2 separate regions of the Homo sapiens genome follow, and region 1 is linked to region 2. A link is a loop called in an ENCODE intact Hi-C map of the cell type or tissue named here. Cell type or tissue: heart left ventricle. All regions are shown on one strand. Links, peaks and the distances in the headings refer to the core of each region. The heading gives the core; the rest is flanking DNA. Region 1 holds the start of SLC35H1 (solute carrier family 35 member H1). Region 2 holds the start of SLC12A5-AS1 (SLC12A5 and MMP9 antisense RNA 1).

Region 1 (8,999 bases), core at 1-8,000, 340 kb before region 2:
AGATAAGGTCAACTAGGAATGAGTCATTTACCTGGGACTGGGAAAATTCTCCCCTTTTCAGTTTCTCTGTGGTCAGCTACCCAAGAGAACTTGACAGATCCTTCCTCCTAGGGGCTCCTGGTCACATGTTGTAATGGATCCAGTGTGGACTTTGAAGCCAGATGGAACTGGTCCTTCTGACAAGGGCCCTGTAGTTCCATCTGCAGCACTGGAAGATACTAGATATTAAATGAGTGATTGCATTTGAGACCCTATGTGCCTGGTGAGCTCTGAGAGCCATCACTGGGAACTAGAGGTGGGACTTCTGGCAGAGGAGACACTTGGGCAGGGCCTGAGCTGCCGCTAGTGGAATTTGGTTGAGAGGAAATGAAGAACAAGCAAGTGGGGAACCAGGTGAGCAACGGTGTGGAAAAAGGAAAATGGCAGCAGAGGAAGCAGGAAGAGTCAGGGAGCGGTGGGATCAGAAGGCTTCCTGGTCACCCCCTCTTAGCATGAGACCCACCAGTTCCATTTCTTTAGTATTTACTCTTTAATATGTATTGACTGGATTATTTTTAATTTTGTTTTCGGGGGGGCGGGGCACAAAATTGAGATCCCACAGTGACTTCTGTTTGTGTCTTGCTTCTTTTCACCTAATACATATTTCCCTTCTCTCGCTTCTGATTTTGGGTAACTTCAGGTAGATGATGCCCCAGTACTCAGATCTCATTTTGCTGTATTCGTTTATTGCATTTTTAGGTTCTCCTTCATATTATTGTAAGGAGTTGTAATATAAAACCCCTTATAAAAACCAGATCTCTTGAGAAAGTGAAGGATCACCTCCTAATTTATCTTTGCTATCATTCCAAATCAGTTTTGCCTATACTGATTAGTTCCAAAAGGAACTGTTGTGAGCCCCATCAGAAAAGAGACCTTGGCAGGATCTCCTGCTGACCAGGGGTCACGATGTGACATTTTGCAACTTGCTCCCCACAGTACTGCATCTGGATTGATGGCCTCAGTGCCCTTCTGGGGAAGGACATGTCCAGTGAGCTGACCAAGAGTGACCTGGACACCCTGCTGAGCATGGAGATGAAGCTGCGGCTCCTGGACCTGGAGAACATCCAGATTCCCGAAGCCCCACCCCCCATCCCCAAGGAGCCCAGCAGCTATGACTTTGTCTATCACTATGGCTGAGCCTGGAGCCAGAAACGACGGTACCCAGGAGAAGGGATTTTGGGCCCAGGAGAAACACTTACATTCTGGTGCCTTGTCTTTTGCTTGTACAGAATCTGTAGTGATTTTGGTGGCCAGTAAATGCCAGCCATTTCTCAAACCCACCTCGGACCACCCAGAGTTTCCTCTTGGTCCCTGTCTACTAAGAGTCATGAAGGCAGGGTGCTCTGCCCACTCCATCACCATGAAGCCTGGGATTGGGCCACGAGGAACAAACAGCAGATGCCCTTGCCTTCCAGTCCAAGAAACTGCTTCTTGAAATGGATTTAACAACAGCCACTCACCTTTTCCTCCTGAGCCTGCTCTCTGATCAGCTGGATCCCCACGTGAGCAACAGCTGGCCCAGGAAAGGCTGCCTGCAGAGGACAGGTGTGTTGGGCGTGTTGAGAGCCTTGAAGTGACTACCTGTATCTTAGATCTGAGTACAAGCCTGAGGCTTTTGCTTTTGTCTTTTTTGATGAGGGCTCACTCCAGCTTCATATGGTGCCAAGACGTTGCTGCTTCTGAGGTTGGCTCTAACATCTCTGGTCTTTAGAGCCACCAGATCTCTCTGGCCCATACAGATATCAGAGCAGACGGAAATTTCTCCCTGCAAGCGCTCAGTCTCATCCCAGCAAGTCAAAGACCTCCTGGCCAAGTCCTGCCCTCTTAAGTCTCCAGGAACGCTGCAGGGAAAACCCAGCTGAGGCCTGGGCCTAGACTGTGGTGAGGTCACTAGATTCTACTGCTCTTCCCCCACATTAATACCTTTTCCTTCCTCAGAGAGAAATCTCCCCTAACCTGAATTGCAGCCCCCTCCAGTTTGCTTTCCTTTGGCCTTCCAGACCCCAGGAAGTTGGCCTTCCCTTCCTAGTGCTATGGTTTCTGCCATTGGCCATGATTTCAGGGAGCTGGCTGAGGCCGGCTGAGGCCACACCTGTGCCAGTGGGGCTTCCCTGGTGCTGCAGCACTTGTAAACCACACACACAGCCTCTCTCCCTGGACATACGTTAGCACATTGGCATTCAGTATTGGTGGCCTGGCATGGTAGGTACTACCCAATGAAGAGTGTACTATATATTTTCATTACTATAGGCCATACTTATACAGACGTGTATATATATTTATATAAGATCTACCTATCTTAGGATGGAACCTTGGGGAAAAATAAAATTGAGGGGAAGTAAAAAGTATGTAACACTTCCAGTTGTGAGCCAAGATTGTAACCAGAGAGCAGCCAGGAGCTTCCTGTCAGTAACCATGTTTTCAATAAATACTCTTTCATGTACAAACTGTGGTTCCTGTTAACAGCTGTTTGTCTGTACTTGCCCCCTGCCCAATGGTGAAGATTTCACCTTGACAAGACTTGATCTCCATGTATCTGGGAGACTCTGGAGAGCTCCAGCTGGAGCCCTTAGTCACCTTCCAAGAGTCCCTTCCTCCTCATCATTCGCTCCTCCCACACATACACACACACAGACACACACCTGCTGGTTAAGAGTGTTCACAGATTGCTGCACTGGGACGAAGCGTTTTCTGCTCAACCCTGCTGGGTACAGCAAGGTAAGGCATACTGTACACCCCCATGAACACATCCTCCCTCTTCTCCCTGCCAGGGACACAGCCAGGGAACAGCTCGAGTACTTGTGCCTTACAAAGAAGACACGCTCTTTACCCTGTGTGTTGCCTGTGCATAGTGCCCAGCCTTCCAGCTGGTGTTTTAGGCTGTTGCTCCAAACCTTGGCCTTGGTAGCTGGGAGACTTAAATGAGGGTGGTGATGAAAATAGATCTCTTGCCTCTGAGAGAGAAGGGTGTGAGGACAGGCTCTTTCAAAAGGCATAGAAAGTGCATGCAATACAAGCCTGAGGACTGAATAAAGCCAAGACCTTGGGCAGTGATGGGTACCATTGTAGGTGCTTGGTAAGCACTGAATGAACTAATGCCTGCATGATGCCAGCTGGCGGCGGTGACAGCCGCAGTTTGCATAAAACACTGCTTACACTCTGGCCTTGAGCCTTCTGTTCAGAGGGGCCAGGGATCCCAGCTGAGTCACTTGTAAGGATCCATGTTTGCAGCTGGTCTTACTGCCAGAGAGCCCAGGAGGAGGCTAGAGGAGGGCGAAAGGCACAAAACTGGGTCTGAATGTGCAACCCTAGCTTGCCCTGGCCTAATGTTCTTGACTGCAAATGCTGCCCTTTTAATCCATCCCGCAAGATGAAGAAAATCTGAACTCCCTAGGCTGGCATTTTGGGGCCACTGCAACCTGCCTCTTGGCTACTTTAACCACCACAGTTACAAACAACCTGTGAGCCCCAGGCACGGCTGGAGCTTTCTCACCCTCCTTTAGGATTCTCCCATTTCCTCTATCTGGGATGCTCTCTCCCTACTCAACCTATTGAAGTTGAGATAATTCTTAGAAAGTTTCATACAGAAAATATTTCACAAATGTTTCGTATTACTTCTGGATCGCCCAAGTTTTAAGTTGTAATGGCCCCAGCTGGCCTGAGCTCCCAGAAGAAAAAGCCCATGAGATACTTATCTTCGTGGTTCATTCCATGGTTGCCCAGCATTAGACTGGACATAAGAAAAACAATTTGTTCAGTAAAAGTAAACAAGTTACCATTTTTTGGATGCTCACTGTATGCAGAACACTAGCAGGCACCGGGGTTCCAAAGCAAGCCCCTGATTGAGCGCGGGAGAGACGCAGACAATTACACGGCTGTGCTCTGAGCCTGAGGGACTTCGCGGAGGACAAAACTACGCTGTACCTCAGAAAGACCAGACCACCTCAGAACCCGACCACAACAGACGCCCCGCCCCCGTGCTGCCCCGCCCCGCCTTTTCGCCCCGGCTCCGCCCAGCCCCTGGGTAGCTTCCGGCGGAAGTTACCGCCCGTGCCGCGGTTCGGCGGCGGCATCCGGCCTCGCACTTCCGGTGGGGAGATTCCGGCCTGGAGCTCCCAGGGCCGAGGTGAGTGGGTGTGCGGCCGGCCTCCCGGCGCACTCCCAGAGGCTGGGGGGCCGGGGCTGGAGAAGGGAAGCGGGCTCCCCACCCGGGATCTGCGCGGGTTGACATGGGGCACGCCACGCCCCTGCCCCTCCCCGGGCCTCAGTTTCGCCGTCTGTGGAGGGGGCAGGGGTCTCCAAGCGCCCTCCTGCAAGGCACCTGCCGGACGCCGGCTCATCTGGTATTTCCTGAGCACCTGCGACGTCCTGGGTGCGGGACCCGGGCCGGAATCGGACACGGCCCTGCCCTCTGAGGGGCTGCTTCCCGCGGTGGGATTGGGGCGGGCAGTAAACACGTGAGCAAACAAGGAAACGTCAGAGGTGGGAGTGCCACGAGGATTGGGAGGGGTGGGGCATTGGAGAAAGTATTCAGCCAAGCGGAGGTCTGCGGAAGGGAGCTGAAGGCAGGAAGAGCAGCAAGTAAAGAAAAACACAGGTTTGATGTGTTTGACACGTGGCAGGGGGCCGCTGTGGCGGGTGCTGGGACCAGTGGCAGAAGAATGAGGTTACAGAGGCCTTCCTTGTGGACCAGGCTGAGGAGCTGGGCTTAGCCTTAGGGCATGATCTGTTTCGTGTGCCATCTCTCTGGCTGCTTTATAGATTCCAGGCCTTAGGGGCGAAAGAGGAAACAGGGAGACCAGTTAGACCAGTGGCAGTCAGCAGGTGAAAGATAATTGTGGCTTAGACTGTGGTAGTGGGAATGGAGAGGAAGAGAAGTAGAGGGGTCAAGAAGTGTATTGAAAGTGGAACTGACAGGGCAGGATTTGAGAAATGACAGAAATAAGTGGTCAAAGATGACTTCATCATAGATTTTTGGTTTTGGCTTAAGTAACCAAGTGTATTATGCTGGCATTTACTAAATGACTTTGGGATAGATTGGGAGCGTGAGAAATAATTACGAAATCTTCTTAGGGCATCTTAAGTTTTAGATATTTGGAGTGCAGCTACCAAATAGGCAGTTAGATATATGAGTCTGATACAGAAAAGGTCAGGGCTGATGTAAAGAATTTAGAAATCATTGGCAAGTGGATTGGGTAGGATGAGATTATGTAGGGTAAGATTTAAGAGAGAAGAGAAGCCAGGTTCCAAGCTTTAGGCACCCAATTTTTATAGATTGAGTTGACAAGAAGGTGCCAGCAAAAAAGACCAATAAGGAGTCCAGAAAAGCAGAAGAAAAACCAGGAGAATGTGGTATCGTGGCACCCAAGAGAAGGTTTTTTCTAGGAGGAGGAAGTGATCCATTGTGTAAGGTAAGAATAGAGACTAAGCCGGCCCGGCACGGTGGCTCACGCCTGTAATCCCAGAACTTTGGGAGGCCAAGGCGGGCAGATCACCTGAGGCCGGGAGTTCGAGACCAGCCTGACCAACATGGAGAAACCCTGTCTCCACTAAAAATACAAAATTAGCCGGGCATGGTGGCACATGCCTGTATTCCCAGCTCCTCGGGAGCCTGAGGCGGGAGAATCACTTGAACCCGTGAGGCGGAGTTTGCGGTGAGCCGAGATCACGCCATTGCACTCCAGCCTTGAAACTCCATCTCAAAACAACAACAACAACAAAAAGAATAGAGACTAAGCCTTCGAAGGGGCAGCAGGGAGGAGGGTGTGGTGACTCATTGGAGCAGTGGAGATGGGCTGAAGTGAGAGCAGGGGGTGAAGGAGTTGGACTGGCAGTGCGGGGTCCTCTGGGGAAGTTTCACTGTTAAGGGGACCAGGAGGGGAGTAAGCCTCTACCATGAGCCAGCATTTAATGCTGTACCTGATGCCACTTTACAGTTGGAGAAACTGAGTCCAGAGGTCAAGTAACTTAGGGTCACACAGTAGTGAGTAGGGACACCAGGATTTGATTCTCAGTGTCTAACTCCAAAGCCCACACTCTTAAGCACTAAACCATGCTGCCCAAGTTACAGTTAGGAAGATGGAGGGAAGCAGGTGTGCCAGTGATGCACCAGCCAGCCTTACCTTGATGTGACTGCTGCCCCCAGCTAAGCTGCTCTCTGTGGAAAGTGGGGCAGAATATGGACTTTCCTTCCTGAGCAAATGAGATTTCAAAAAGAGTTGTTTACTCCTTTAAATCTTGTTTCCCTTATAAAATAAGGGTGGGGACCTTTTCAGTTTCACGTCTGTGTCTCCAGTGGTGGGCCTACAGGAGTGCTTGATAAATGCTCATTAAGTGCCTAGATGATCTCCAGGGACCCTTCTAGCTGAGATTTGGCTTTGTGTTTGGGCATAGGTGACCTTCTGAATCCCAATAAGAAAATAAGTTAAATTTGAGACAGTGCTTCTTGTAGGCGGGGTAGCCATAGGGACTTATTGGAGGCAGGGGAACTGGGCCAGGTCTGTGAAGGAAGGTCAGCATTTGAACAGTGGAGGGAGGGTGTTGCGGTGTTGCAGTGCTGCAGCAGGAAATGCAGCAAAAGCAGGAGCTGCAAGAAGTTGGTTAACAGAAGAGTGAACAGACTTCCCTGGCTTGGAAGCCACAGGAGGAGCCATGAGGGAAGAGTGCTCAGAAGAAAGCTCTGTTAGTGCCAGCATGTCCTGTGAGTGCCTGTCACAGGACAGGGTCAGCAGTGGTTCTCAACAGGGAGCAGGTTTGATCCTCAGGTGACATATGGCAGTGTCTAGAGACATTTCTTGGGTATCACAACTTGGGATGGGGGGAAGGATGTGACAGGTGTCTGGTGGGTATGGGCCAGGGATGTTGCTAAACATCCTGCCATGTAGAGGATGGGTCTTCTCACAAAGAATTATCTGTCCCCAAACAGCAGTAACGCCCAGGTTGAGAAACCCTGGCGTAGAGGAAACAGTGTGGGTTTTGAGATCTGTAGACGTATGTTTGAGGCCCATGCGCCCTCTTTGTTGGAGGAGCCTGATGGTGGTGGTTGCAGGAGAAGTAGAGAGAACCGTGTAGGAGACTCCTGCAGTCATTTGGGGAGAGGATGGTGGCTGAGATGGTAGTGGTGGAGTTCAGGACATGTGCTCATATTTGGGATATTTCTGAAGATAGAGCTGACGGTATTTATTGATTGAATGTGGGCTAAGGGGAAGAGAGGAATCAGATGAGCCTAAGGCTTTTGGCCTGAGCAACTAGGAGAGTAGTGGAGCCATTTGCTGGGATGGGAAGTAGGAAGAGGAGCAGGCTTGGATGAAATGGGGGTGTGGAAAACACGAGTCAGTTTCAGACACTCTAGATGTGAGTGAGATGCCTGATATTAGATATCTAAGGGAAGAAGAGGTTAGGTAGGCATTGGATATTCTTCTGGAGTTCACATGAATCAGAGCCGGGGCATATATTGGGAAGACATCAGCTTACAGAAGGCATTTGAAGGAATGAGAATGCATTAGGTCAGGTAGGAGTCTCAACTCATTGGATCTGACACCTCTTTTTTATTACAAATATTTTGTAACAGTCCCTTTTATTACCCTAAAATGAAACATATGATTAATAAAAACTGCCTACACATAATTTTTTAAAAATCAACAAATGCAGCCGGGCGCGGTGGCTCACGCCTGTAATCCCAGCACTTTGGGAGGCAAGGCGGGCGGATCACCTGAGGTTGGGAGTTCAAGACCAGCCTGACCAACATGGAGAAACCCCATCTCTACTAAAAATATAAAAAATTAGCCGGGTGTGGTGGTGCATGCCTGTAATCAGTCCCAGCTACTAGGGAGCCTGAGGCAGGAGAATCGCTTGAACCTGGGAGGCGGAGCTTGTGGTGAGCCGAGATTATACCATTGCACTCCAGCCTGGGCAACAGGAGCGAAACTTCGTCTCAAAAAAAAAATAAAATAAAATATAAATAACCATGCCCTATAACATAAAAGGAAAGTAATTGATAGTAAAACAAAATATGTTTCAATATGTAAGTTTCTGGGCACAATAGTGCTGGAAGTTGCAGTGAAGCTGTCCCTTCTGTGTGGACCCTCTAGGAGTGTGATGGCCACAGACACAGACTGACACAGCCGTGTTGTGTCGCACCTCGAAAACCACTAGTGCCATTGCTGTAGATGATGTGGTTTTTCCAGAATGGACACTTTTGGTGCCATTTTGAGACCAATTTTGACCATTTTCAGTCTCCCTTCATTGTACATAGGCGTCTTATTCTTGGAAGTGTTAGTTCACAGCAGAACCATGGAAACACTGCACTGTGTTTACATGTAAACAGAGTTACATTCTAGGTTCAGATAATTATAAGCTAATCTTTCACCTATATGGATGTCAAAGTCGTGCGGGATGCAGAGCAGTAATTGGCTATGTGGACTGCCCCTTCTTTATCCCTGCTTACTGAACGCCAGGAGCATATCCCCAAAATACCGCCACAGGTTTCCAAAGCTCCTCTGAAGACAACTGTAGCCCCAGAGATTCATTTGGACACAGCCAGCTCCCTGTTTGCCCCGGGGAGGGGAAATAGTAACAAGAGTTCCAGAGTGCAGAATGGAATGTAACTGCTCCCTTCAGAAATGTTGGGGTGGGAGATGGAGAATGTGTCTGATCGTGAAGCCTAGGAAGGCTTCGAGAAGAAGGTGGCGTTTCAATAGGATGGGAATGTCTCAAAGGAGGATCTGTGGTTGAGGGGGGCACCCAGATGAAGCAGCAGGTATCATCACATAACACTGGACCTGAGGCTCCTCCAGGCACAGACAGGTCTACCCGGCATGCTCCGGGCACTCATCAGGGTTGGCTGGATTGACAGGGAGGCTGGGAGTGGTTTCATTTGGCAATACCGTAAGGCAGGCTCTGCTTCCAGGGAGTAGTGGTTACAGCCTGGTCTTACAGTGTTCCAGCCGTTAGAGTGTTGG
Region 2 (9,547 bases), core at 1-8,000:
CATCTGAGGGTGGGAGCAGATCGGGGTAAACAATCTTCACACTGGTACTAGCTCTCTCCCTGGCTCTCTAAGTTCCAGAAAAGTTCTTCGGTTGGGAAAAGATCAGTCATTGTATCTTACACACAGCTTTCATTTCACAGATGAAAAAACTAAGGCCCATAGAGGGAAAATGACTGCCTGTGGACATAATGCCAGTGGATGGCAGAATTTGGTCTAGCATCCAGTTTGCTTTACTCCAGTTTAGGACTCTCTTCATTGATAGAACTTATAAAAGTCGTCTTGCCTCCATAGAAGAGACAAGGATGCAGTCATATCCATGCCCCTCAGCAGCCTCTGATTATTAGCTCCTGAAAAACAAACAAACAAACAAACAAACAAACAGGCACTACATCTGAGATGTGCTTTATTCCTTTTCTTGTGCTCAGGCTTCAGAGGTGCAGGGCTAGAATGGACTCTTGGCTTGCAACTGAAGGGGAAGCCTCCAGAAAACCTGCAAAAATCCTAAAGAGCCATTCATATCCCTGGAGACCGGGGTATAGGACAGGACTTTTTTCAGGACCATGGACAGGATCCAGGGCTCAGCTTTACTTGTATTAATACAATTTGTCAGTGGCTTCAGATTGGGTCAACCGTGGAGTTTTCAGCAGCTGACTCAAAAGTGCCTCTGAGGGACCTACCAATCAAGTATCGCTGCCACTTGGTTTTTTGGATACCCAAAGGACCTTTCAGGGTGGAGAGTTAGCTATTCAGACAAGTTGTGGGCACTGGTATTCTTGGCTCTCCCAGAGAAAAAAACCACCAAAAGGGTGAGATGAGTTTGAATTGGTGACAGAGGTTAAAAGAAGCCAGTGTTCAAAAATTTTTAAGCATGCCACTCCACTCTACACACACACAGCACTAGCAGCAGCAGCAGCACTGTGTTCTACTACTCTGCAGAGATGCATAACAGTAAAACACGTGTAGCATGTTTGTCAGAGAAGTGCTGTAGAATGAAGGAGATGCTAAGGTTTTTCAGTAATCCTAGGTCTGGCATGTTCCCCTGGGGTTATTTTCCTTCATTTGTGGTCCAGCTTTGGCCACTCAGAGACTAAGCCCATGCATGGGGAAACCTAGATTCTAGGGAGTACGGGTGAAGGCAGGAGTGATTCCTCTTTCCCTGGGGAACCCATCTGTCCACCTTCACTAGAGTTCCCATCTCAAGAGCCATCTGAGATTCAGGAGATAGTGGTTCTGTCATATCCTCTGCCCCCAAATTCTCTGTGTATCTCTGGGCAAAATCAGGTTCCTCTCTGTGGGCCTCAGTATCCCGTCTGTAAAAATGAGTTAGGTCGTATAATCCATGGCACTTCTTCCTGCTCTGAAAACTCTTAGTGCTCTATTAATCTCAGACCAAAGCCACATATCCCTTCCTAAGGAGCCCCGACCAAGTGAGCAGACAGTCCCAAGGGGGGACCCCAGCCCCTCCACTGACACCCCTCACCTCTCAGGAAGACTGTGCCCTATTCTGGCCTCCAGCCAACTCTCTGTGGTGAGGTTCAGAGAAAACACATGGCAGGCACCCACCACACTGCCAGCCTGGCACTGGCCAGTAAAAAGTGACCCACAGCTCAGAGCCCCAGGAACCTGGCTGCCAGTACAGCATCCCCTCCCCACCAAGAACCCTGGGGAGATCTGGGGCCAGAGAAACCCTCTCACTAAAGCAGCACAAGATGCAGGGCTAGGGAGGGTCCTATTTCTAAACTCTGAGTCTCTCAAACTCATACCCCCTCCCACCATATGTCTCAGAGAGAAAAAAGCTCAGAGAAGCTGCCTCCTGAGTGTCAGGATTTGGGAACTGGAAGAGATATTATAAATTATTTTCCACTCTCCACTTATTGTGAAATTGGAGTCTGAAAATGGAAAGGTTCATATTTTCTTCATGGGGTGAACTTGTAACAGACTAGGGACTAGAACCCAGCCCCTTGACCTCCTGTCCGGGACTCCATCCACTGAACCAGGACAAGGGGCTGGTTGGAGGAAGCTAGAGCCACCGGACTGGGTCCTCTTTTCACAGGAGGCAGGCATAGCATTCCTCCTTATGGCTCAATCCCTCTCCCTCCGCATCTCCACTGCATTACCCCCACAACCTAACCCACCCACCGCTGGCTGTGGCCTTATGGGCCCAGGGTCCTGAATGCCCTCCTTCACTCTTCTTCTTCCCCACCCGCATGCCCCATCCTCGGACCCAAAACTGTAGCAGTGAATTGATGAGTCCAGCGCAAAGCACGCCCCACACACACAGGGCTCACTGCGGAGCACGTCAACCACCACTGTCTCCGTGGCAACCGGGGGTTTAATTAACAGGCTGCAGCCCCATCACCATAGCAACAGCACCCCAACAGCCCCTCATTCCTCTGCAGACTCAGTCCATCTTCCCTCTTTCCCAATCCGGACCCCTTTCTCACTGCACTCACCCCCCGATCCCCACCCCACCTGGAGAACTGAGGCCTAAAGATCGCTCTGGTTCATTGAGAAAAGGGGAGGGGAGAGGAGGGGGATGAGAGAGAAAGAGAGAGCAGCCTGTCACCATGGCAACTGCAGCCCCGTTCATAACCAGTTTGTTGCCATGGAGATTCCTAGGGCTCACCTTGGGCTGAGGTACCGGGCAGTGAGGTTCTGAGTTCTGGCTTGGGGATGAGATGACTGGAGATCTCCTTAGACAGACTGGAAATCTCCAGATCCAACATATATACCAATAACAGCATTATTCTTCCCAATTTACAGATGGAGAGACTGAAACATGAGGTTTGTGTCTAGAGAAGGCAGACAGCTTCATCCTTCCAAATCATCACAAAATCTTAGCATTTTTATGGTTAGAAGGACCCTTAGATAGCTTCCTGTTCAACTCCTTTATACTACAGATGGGTATATTAAGGCCCAGAGAGGGGAAGAAGTGTGCCCAAGGTCACACCACAGAGCCTGAGCTAGAACACAGATGGGCTACATTGTGGTCTTGCTCCATCCTCCCAGCATAAGTTAGCTCCCTCTCCCTCCATGGGGACACATCCCAACTCCTGTTAGTCCTACCAGGCCCAGGGCTCTTTTCAGGGCCCTGACTCCCCCCTGAGAAATGGAGGCATAGTAGAGGATCAGATAAAGGAATAGGGGAGCATCTCAGAGTTGTAACAACTGTCACCAGGTCTACTTCTGTTCATCCAAGTCACCATCAATCTCCCATGACACAGGTGAAGCAAGTGAGGTGTGTGGCCCGCAATCCAGGGTTAGTGGCAGATTTGAGGCTTGGCCTTGCCTTGCTTCTTTAACTCCCTGTAAGTCATGTTCTCACCTATGGCTCATCCTCTGGCAGCAGAAAGCCCCCCAAGTGGCAAACCCCACTCATTTGGCCCAGAGTAAAAGATAATACACACCCACACCATCTCCCCCAACCTTTCCCAGTCTTAGACATGCTGCTATCCCTCCCTTTGGGTGAAGACAAGAGGTGGAAAGAGAATCTATCAGGGGCTAGAGGGCTGACACAAGAACAGCTATGGGAAAGATACCAGCAGATGCTGGGTTCCCCTAAGTAGCCCTTGTCTACTTCCCCATACAGTGATCTGCCAGAGAGGAGGTGCTTGAGACTGCTTCAGGCTTAAAAGGTTAAAAGTCACCCAAATCATTGTCCAGATGGAACTTCCAATACACTCCTGCACACAGGTACCCACCCCTCAGATAGACACAGAAATGTACACATCAGCACACCCTTCAACGTGCTGGCAATATAGTGACACACAGAAGCACTGAGTGAGTCACTGACCACCCCACAGGTCATCAAAACTAATGGGGGATGCTCCTCCCACAAGACACACACACACACACACACACACACACAGCCTCTGCCACAGCACACAGCATTCCAGGCTCATACACACCTGCACACCCAAAGCTTGGGGGCTGTGTTTCACTTCGACCCCAGCGAAGTAGTGTGAGTACCGGCATCTGAGAGTGTGAATGGGAAAACAGCAATCACCTTGGGACATGAGAGAGGGCCGTCTTATTCCTAAGCCAGGGGATGAGGAGCGAGAGAAGAGAAGGCAAGGGTAGAGAAGCAGGATCCCACAGCCACCCTCCTCTCATCTTATGAGCATTACACACCTACTAAGTGCCAGGCTCTGGGTCTGGAACTCAGAACACAAAGATAAAGGAGATGGTCCCTGTCCTTGAGATGTTCCAATGGAGGATACCCATAAGTAAAGAAAACGACTGCCATCCACCGGGACATGTGCACTAAGGGTGCAGTGGGTGGGCCGAAGAGGAAACTGAAAAGGTTTTTGGAAAAGGTTAAATGAGCTATAACTTACAGAACGAATAGGAGTTTTCCTGGCTGATGGAGGTGGGAGAATGAATGTGGACAAGAACACCAGAAGCAAATGAGGAAAGAGAATGACAGACTTAAGGCTTTGGCCTTTATTTTGCAAGTGATGGGGGGCTTCTGTGGAGGAGGGCTAGGGAAGGACTGGAGGCAGGGAGGCCAGTGGAGAGGATGTGGTCGTGGCCATGTGAGGCTTGGAGCAGGGCGATGATGACAGAGGGGGGACCGATGCTGCCAGATTCAGGATAAGTTTCAGAGGTGAATGGCCAAGACGTGGGGATCAGTTGGATTTGCTGGAAAGAAAAAAGGAAGGGTTGAGAATGGCTCCAGAATTTCTTACTTTCAAATCTGGGAGGCTGGTAAGGTCATTCATGAAAATGAGAAAAGAGATTATGAGAAAGATGAAGAGTGGAAGGAGCCCAAGAAATCCAAGTGGCCACAACCAGGAGGCGTTCGGTTCCCGGGACTGGGGCCATTCGGAATTCCAGGCCTCAATTTGGTCATCTGTACAATGAGGAGGTCCGCCAGATAACCCCCTAAGGGTTACTCTAGGGGTTTCGGCGCTTGGGTTTGCTTCGGGGCGAGCTCACCTGCGGCTCGGCAGCGACCCCTGGCGGTCTGGGGAGGCTTCTCCTCCTCCTTCTCCTCCTCCTCCTCTTCCTCCTCCTCTTCCTCCTCCTCCTCTTCCTCCTCCTCCTCCTCCTCCTCCTCCTCCTCCCCTCGCTGGGGCCACTACAAGCCGATTCGCCTTGTTCCTTCCAGACCCGAGGGCCTCAGAGCCAGGGAGAGGACCCCTGATGAGTGCCCCCTGAGGGGAGACTGTGCACGCGCCCAGGATGCTACTTCTCCACCGAAGGCCAGAAGGATCTTTCCCCTCCCCTATACTCTGTGCCCTGCGTGTAACTTCCATTACAAGACCCTGCACAGGGCCCGCGAGGAAGACGCCCCCAACCCCGCCTGAGCTGGCTCCTCCCAACCCTTACGGAGCTCGAGCAGACAAGGAGCTAAGTGGGTCCCCAAGAGTCGGGATCAGCGACCCTACGGCATCCTCCCTGAATCTCGCTGCCCAGGATCCATACTAACTTCCCTGCCTCCCGTCTCCTTCCCGGGATCCCCAGTCGCTGTCCGCTAAGCCTCCAGGGAGCTAGAGGATTGGAGGATCCGCCAGGCACCGAGGACCCGCTGACCTGGCACCTGCCTCGGCAACCCTGACTCAGTTTTCCTCCCGCCCTCGACCCCACCCCCCTCCCAGGCCCCACTCCCATCCTCCTGGCCCAACTCATTCCCTACTAGTCCCGCCCTTTCCTGACCCCAAACCAACCTAGTCCCGCCGCCTCCCCTTTAGGGGCTCCTGACCATCCCCCTTCAACACACAGCCCCCTTTTTCCCTAGTTCCACCTCCTCACTCTGGTCCCGCTCCCTACTCGAGATGTCCCCGCCCCTTTAGTGCCCTACGGCCTACTCTCCACCTTGACCCCGGCCTTTCCATCACCAGACCCGCCCCCTTCGCCTCCGTCCAAACCCCTTCCCTGGCCCCACCCCTTTCCCTCGTGGCCACGCCCACCTCGCGTTTGGCCCCTCCCCCTCCACACTTTGCGTTCCGCGGCCCCGGCCCCTTGGTTTCCTAGTCCTGGCTCCATTCCCCTCTCAGGCCTAGGGCTGGGACCCCTCCCCGCCCCCGGTCTTGGCCCTGCCCCCTTCAACAGACGGTCCGCCCCGGCCCCTCCCCCTCGTCCCGCCCGGCCCTGGCAGGCCCCGCCCCCTGCGGCCTCTACCTTTGACGTCTTCCCCCGGGAGGTGGCGGGGGTCTGCGACCGAATGCCGGCGGGACTCTGGGTCAGGGCTTCTGGCGGGCCCTGCGGGGGGCAGCGAGGTGACCGTGAACCTGCGGCTCATGGCGCGGAAAGGAGCCAGGCGGCCGCGGCAAGGTCCGGGATCGCACAAGTGGCTGCAACCAGGCTCTAGGAGGGAGAAAGAGCGGATCCCCCAACCCCCTCCGCCCGCCCGCCCCCCGCGAGACGCGGCGCCGCGCAGGGTCCTAGTGCCCGCTGTGCGAAGGGTTCCTGAATCTGGCCACTTCGCTGGGAGGCCCTGGGCTCCCCAGTGCCACCCGAAGGGCCTGAGGAGGCCATCTGCAGGTGAGAGTCGTCCCTACAACGGGGGCACCTCTGTTAGGGTCTCCTAAACACCTGGGGCTCATTCATTCATTCATTCATTCATTCGGCACATGTCGATAGCGCTCCTGTGTTTCGGTCAATGGTGCGAGGGATACGTCGGTGGATGAGATCCACTGGCTTCTTGCCCTCAAGTGGCTTAAATTCTAATAAGGAGAAAAAGATTATAAGTGAGCAAATGCATAGATGAGATCATTTGAGATTGGATGTATGTTTAAAACTAGGGCCATGGGATAATGGGTAAGAGGGAGGACTACTTTAGGGGTGGCCTGAGAAGGCCTCCTAGAAGATGTGGTATTTGAGCTGAGACCTCACTGATGAGAAGGGCCAGCTATGCAAAGATCTAGGGGGAAGAGTTCTCTAGAAGAAGAAACAGCAAATGCAGAGCCTTGGAGTGAGAAGGAGTCCCGACTGTCCAAGAAACAGCAAGGCCATTGTGTCTGGAAGAGAGTGAGTGGAGAAGAGAGTGACTGGAGATGAGGGAGGAGAGAAGGGCAGATCATGTGGTCTTCTGAAGGCTTTGGGGAGGATCCTGGATTTTTTGAGCAGGGGAATGATGTGATCCAATTTATAATTTAACAGGATCATTCTGGCTGCTGGGCGAAGGTTCAACTAAAGAATGGCAAGAGTAGAAGCTGGAAATCTAATTAGGAGGCTCCTGCAGACCCCAAGCTGGGGGGTGATGACAGCCAGACTAGAGTGGTGGCAGTTGTCTGATTCCAGTTAGGTTTTGAAAGTGAAACCATCAGGACCCACTGATGGATCGGATGTGACACGTGACCATAAGAGTGAAGTCAAGGAGAAATCCTGGCAATTCACACACTGCTGGTGGGAGTGTAGTTAGGCAAAAACTACTTTGGGAAACTATTTGGAAACATCTACTGAAGGTGAACGTACACATATCCTTCAACCCAGCAGTTTTTCTCCTAGGTATATACCCGAAAGAAATGACTACTTGTGATCACCAAAAGACATTTACCATGAATGTTCATAGGGGCATTGTTCATAATAGCCCCAAATTGGAATCTACCAAATGCTTGTCAACAGTAAAATAGAGAAATAAGTCGTAGTACCTTCACACAATGGAATACCATCTACAATTCTCAGAACAATATGGATGAATCTCACAAATAGAACCTTGATAAAAAAGAGTCCAGACACAAAAGAATACATACCCTATAACACTATTTAAATACAGTAAAAAATAGTCAAAGTCTATCTAAGCTGTTAGAAGTAATGATAGTGGCACTGGGCGCGGTGGCTCACACCTGTAATCCCAGCACTTTGGGAGGCCAAGGCTGGTGGATCATGAGGTCACGAGTTCAAGACCAGCCTGGCCAAGATGGTGAAACCCCATCTCTACTAAAAATACAAAAATTAACCATGTGTAGTGGTGGGTGCCTGTAATCCTAGGTATTTGGGAGACTGAGGCAGAGAATTGCTTGAACCTGGGAGGCGGAGGTTGCAGTGAGCAGAGATCATGCGACTGCACTCCAGCCTGGGTGACAGAAAAAAAAAAAAGTAATGATAGTGGTACCCCTTGGGGAGAAGAGGTAGTGATTGCAAGCAGGCTTCTAGGGTGCTGATAATGTTTTGTTTCTTTCTTTTTTTTTTTTTTTTTTTTTGTCTCTTGAGACAGAATCTCACTCTGTCGCCCAGGCCAGAGTACAGTGTCATGATCTTGGCTCACTGCAACCTCCACCTCCCAGTTCAAGAAATTCTCCTACCTCAGCCTCCCAAGTAGCTGGGATTACAAGGTACCCACGACCGTGCCCAGCTAATTTTTGTATTTTTAGTGGAGAGAGTTATTCACCATGTTGGCCAGGCTGGTTTTGAACTCCTGATCTCAGATGATCCACCTGCCTTGGCCTTCCAAAGTGCTGGGATTATAGGCATGAGCCACCATGCCCAGCCTCTTGTTTCTTGACCTGGTGCTGGTTACACACTTGTGTTCCATTTGTGAAAATGTCTTCAAATGTACACTTATGATAGATACATTTGTATATTTATTATATTATGGCAATGGTTCTCAACTGGGAGCAATGTTGACCACCAGGGAATGTTTGGCAATATTCAGAGACATTTTTGGTTATCACAACTGGAGCAGGGGCTAGTACCAGCATCTAGGGGCTAAAGGCCTCTTGGGCCCTCTAGGTTTGTACCAGGGCTGCCTGGCCATGAGTCACAGTTCAACATTACCCTGCTGCACCCCATCCCCACACTGGGGCCTTCCTTAGCAGAGAGGGCTGACCCTGAATGGGCCTGGCATCTGGCCGTGGATCCTGTCACCTCCTAGAGGAAGACACCAAACATGCTAGAAGGTACAGTGTAGATGTACAGTGTAAGACAATCCCCCACAACAAAGTATCCAGCCCAAAATGTCAATAGTGTAGAGGCTGAGAAACCCAGTACTAGAAAAGAAGTTTAAATAACTGATTCCTAGATTTTAGGACTGATTAGGTGTTCAGTTTGATTGAGGGTGGATGATGCTGTCTCTTATTAAAGTGGTAACAACAGAGGAGCACGTTTGGAAGGTGAAACCCAGGAGTCAGTTTGGACCCGTTAGGTTGAGAGGTCTGTTTGCCAGCTAAGGAGCCATGTAGAGTAGGCAGTTGAACATGAGTCTGGAGCTCGGGGCAGGGGAGAGGAGGTTATGGTAGGAAACATAAATTTCACGGTCTTTAGCAGAGAGATGCTATTTAAGGCTGTGGGCTACCAGACATCACAGGGAATGAGTATACACAGAGCAGAGGATTCCCACGATTGAGCACAAGGGTGCCTCTGTCACCAGAAGAGGAAAATCCACCCAGTGAGGTAGGAGGAGACCCAGAAGTAAGGTTCCAGAGGCCGAGAGTTTCAGGAAGAAGGGCAGGATCCACTGTGTCAATGTGGGGAGAGTTGGTGTGGGATGAGCAGAGAGGAGCTCCTGTCACATCTGGCTACAAGAAGGTCATAAATGGCTTTGAAGAGGGTGACTTTGGTGGTGTAGTGGGGTGGGAGCCAGGCTGGAAATGGCTGAGGAGAG

The links. A loop is a pair of places that touch in the nucleus more often than their neighbours do. Peaks named below come from ENCODE experiments on the same cell type or tissue, not always from the same donor. Only the 100,000 strongest peaks of a DNase experiment are listed, where the experiment ranks them.
Region 1: it touches region 2 in a loop (2.3-fold over the local background); 9 of 110 quality-filtered maps call a loop at or near these places.

The regions. Positions count from the first base shown.
Region 1 is chr20:46,359,537-46,368,535 of GRCh38, reverse strand. It overlaps SLC35H1 (solute carrier family 35 member H1), which reads left to right and starts at 4,111. Exons shown (of 10, transcript NM_015945.12): 1 at 4,111-4,165. It overlaps ELMO2 (engulfment and cell motility 2), which reads left to right. Exons shown (of 22, transcript NM_133171.5): 22 at 976-2,486. The coding sequence ends at 1,176. It overlaps LOC124904917 (a long non-coding RNA gene), which reads right to left and starts at 3,997. Exons shown (of 3, transcript XR_007067614.1): 1 at 3,816-3,997. RefSeq lists a silencer at 3,971-4,390. In heart left ventricle, for the core only: no CTCF peak of the experiment used is centred there; DNase peaks (open chromatin) are centred at 4,095 and 4,465; H3K4me3 peaks cover 1,793 bases; H3K27ac peaks cover 1,485 bases.
Region 2 is chr20:46,018,463-46,028,009 of GRCh38, reverse strand. SLC12A5-AS1 (SLC12A5 and MMP9 antisense RNA 1) reads left to right here and starts at 5,937. Exons shown (of 3, transcript NR_147699.1): 1 at 5,937-6,486; 2 at 8,162-8,279. It also overlaps a transcript of SLC12A5 not described here. RefSeq lists silencers at 5,887-6,246, 6,267-6,426. In heart left ventricle, for the core only: a CTCF peak has its summit at 4,951 (motif pointing left); DNase peaks (open chromatin) are centred at 4,959 and 5,947; H3K4me3 peaks cover 631 bases; H3K27me3 peaks cover 7,746 bases.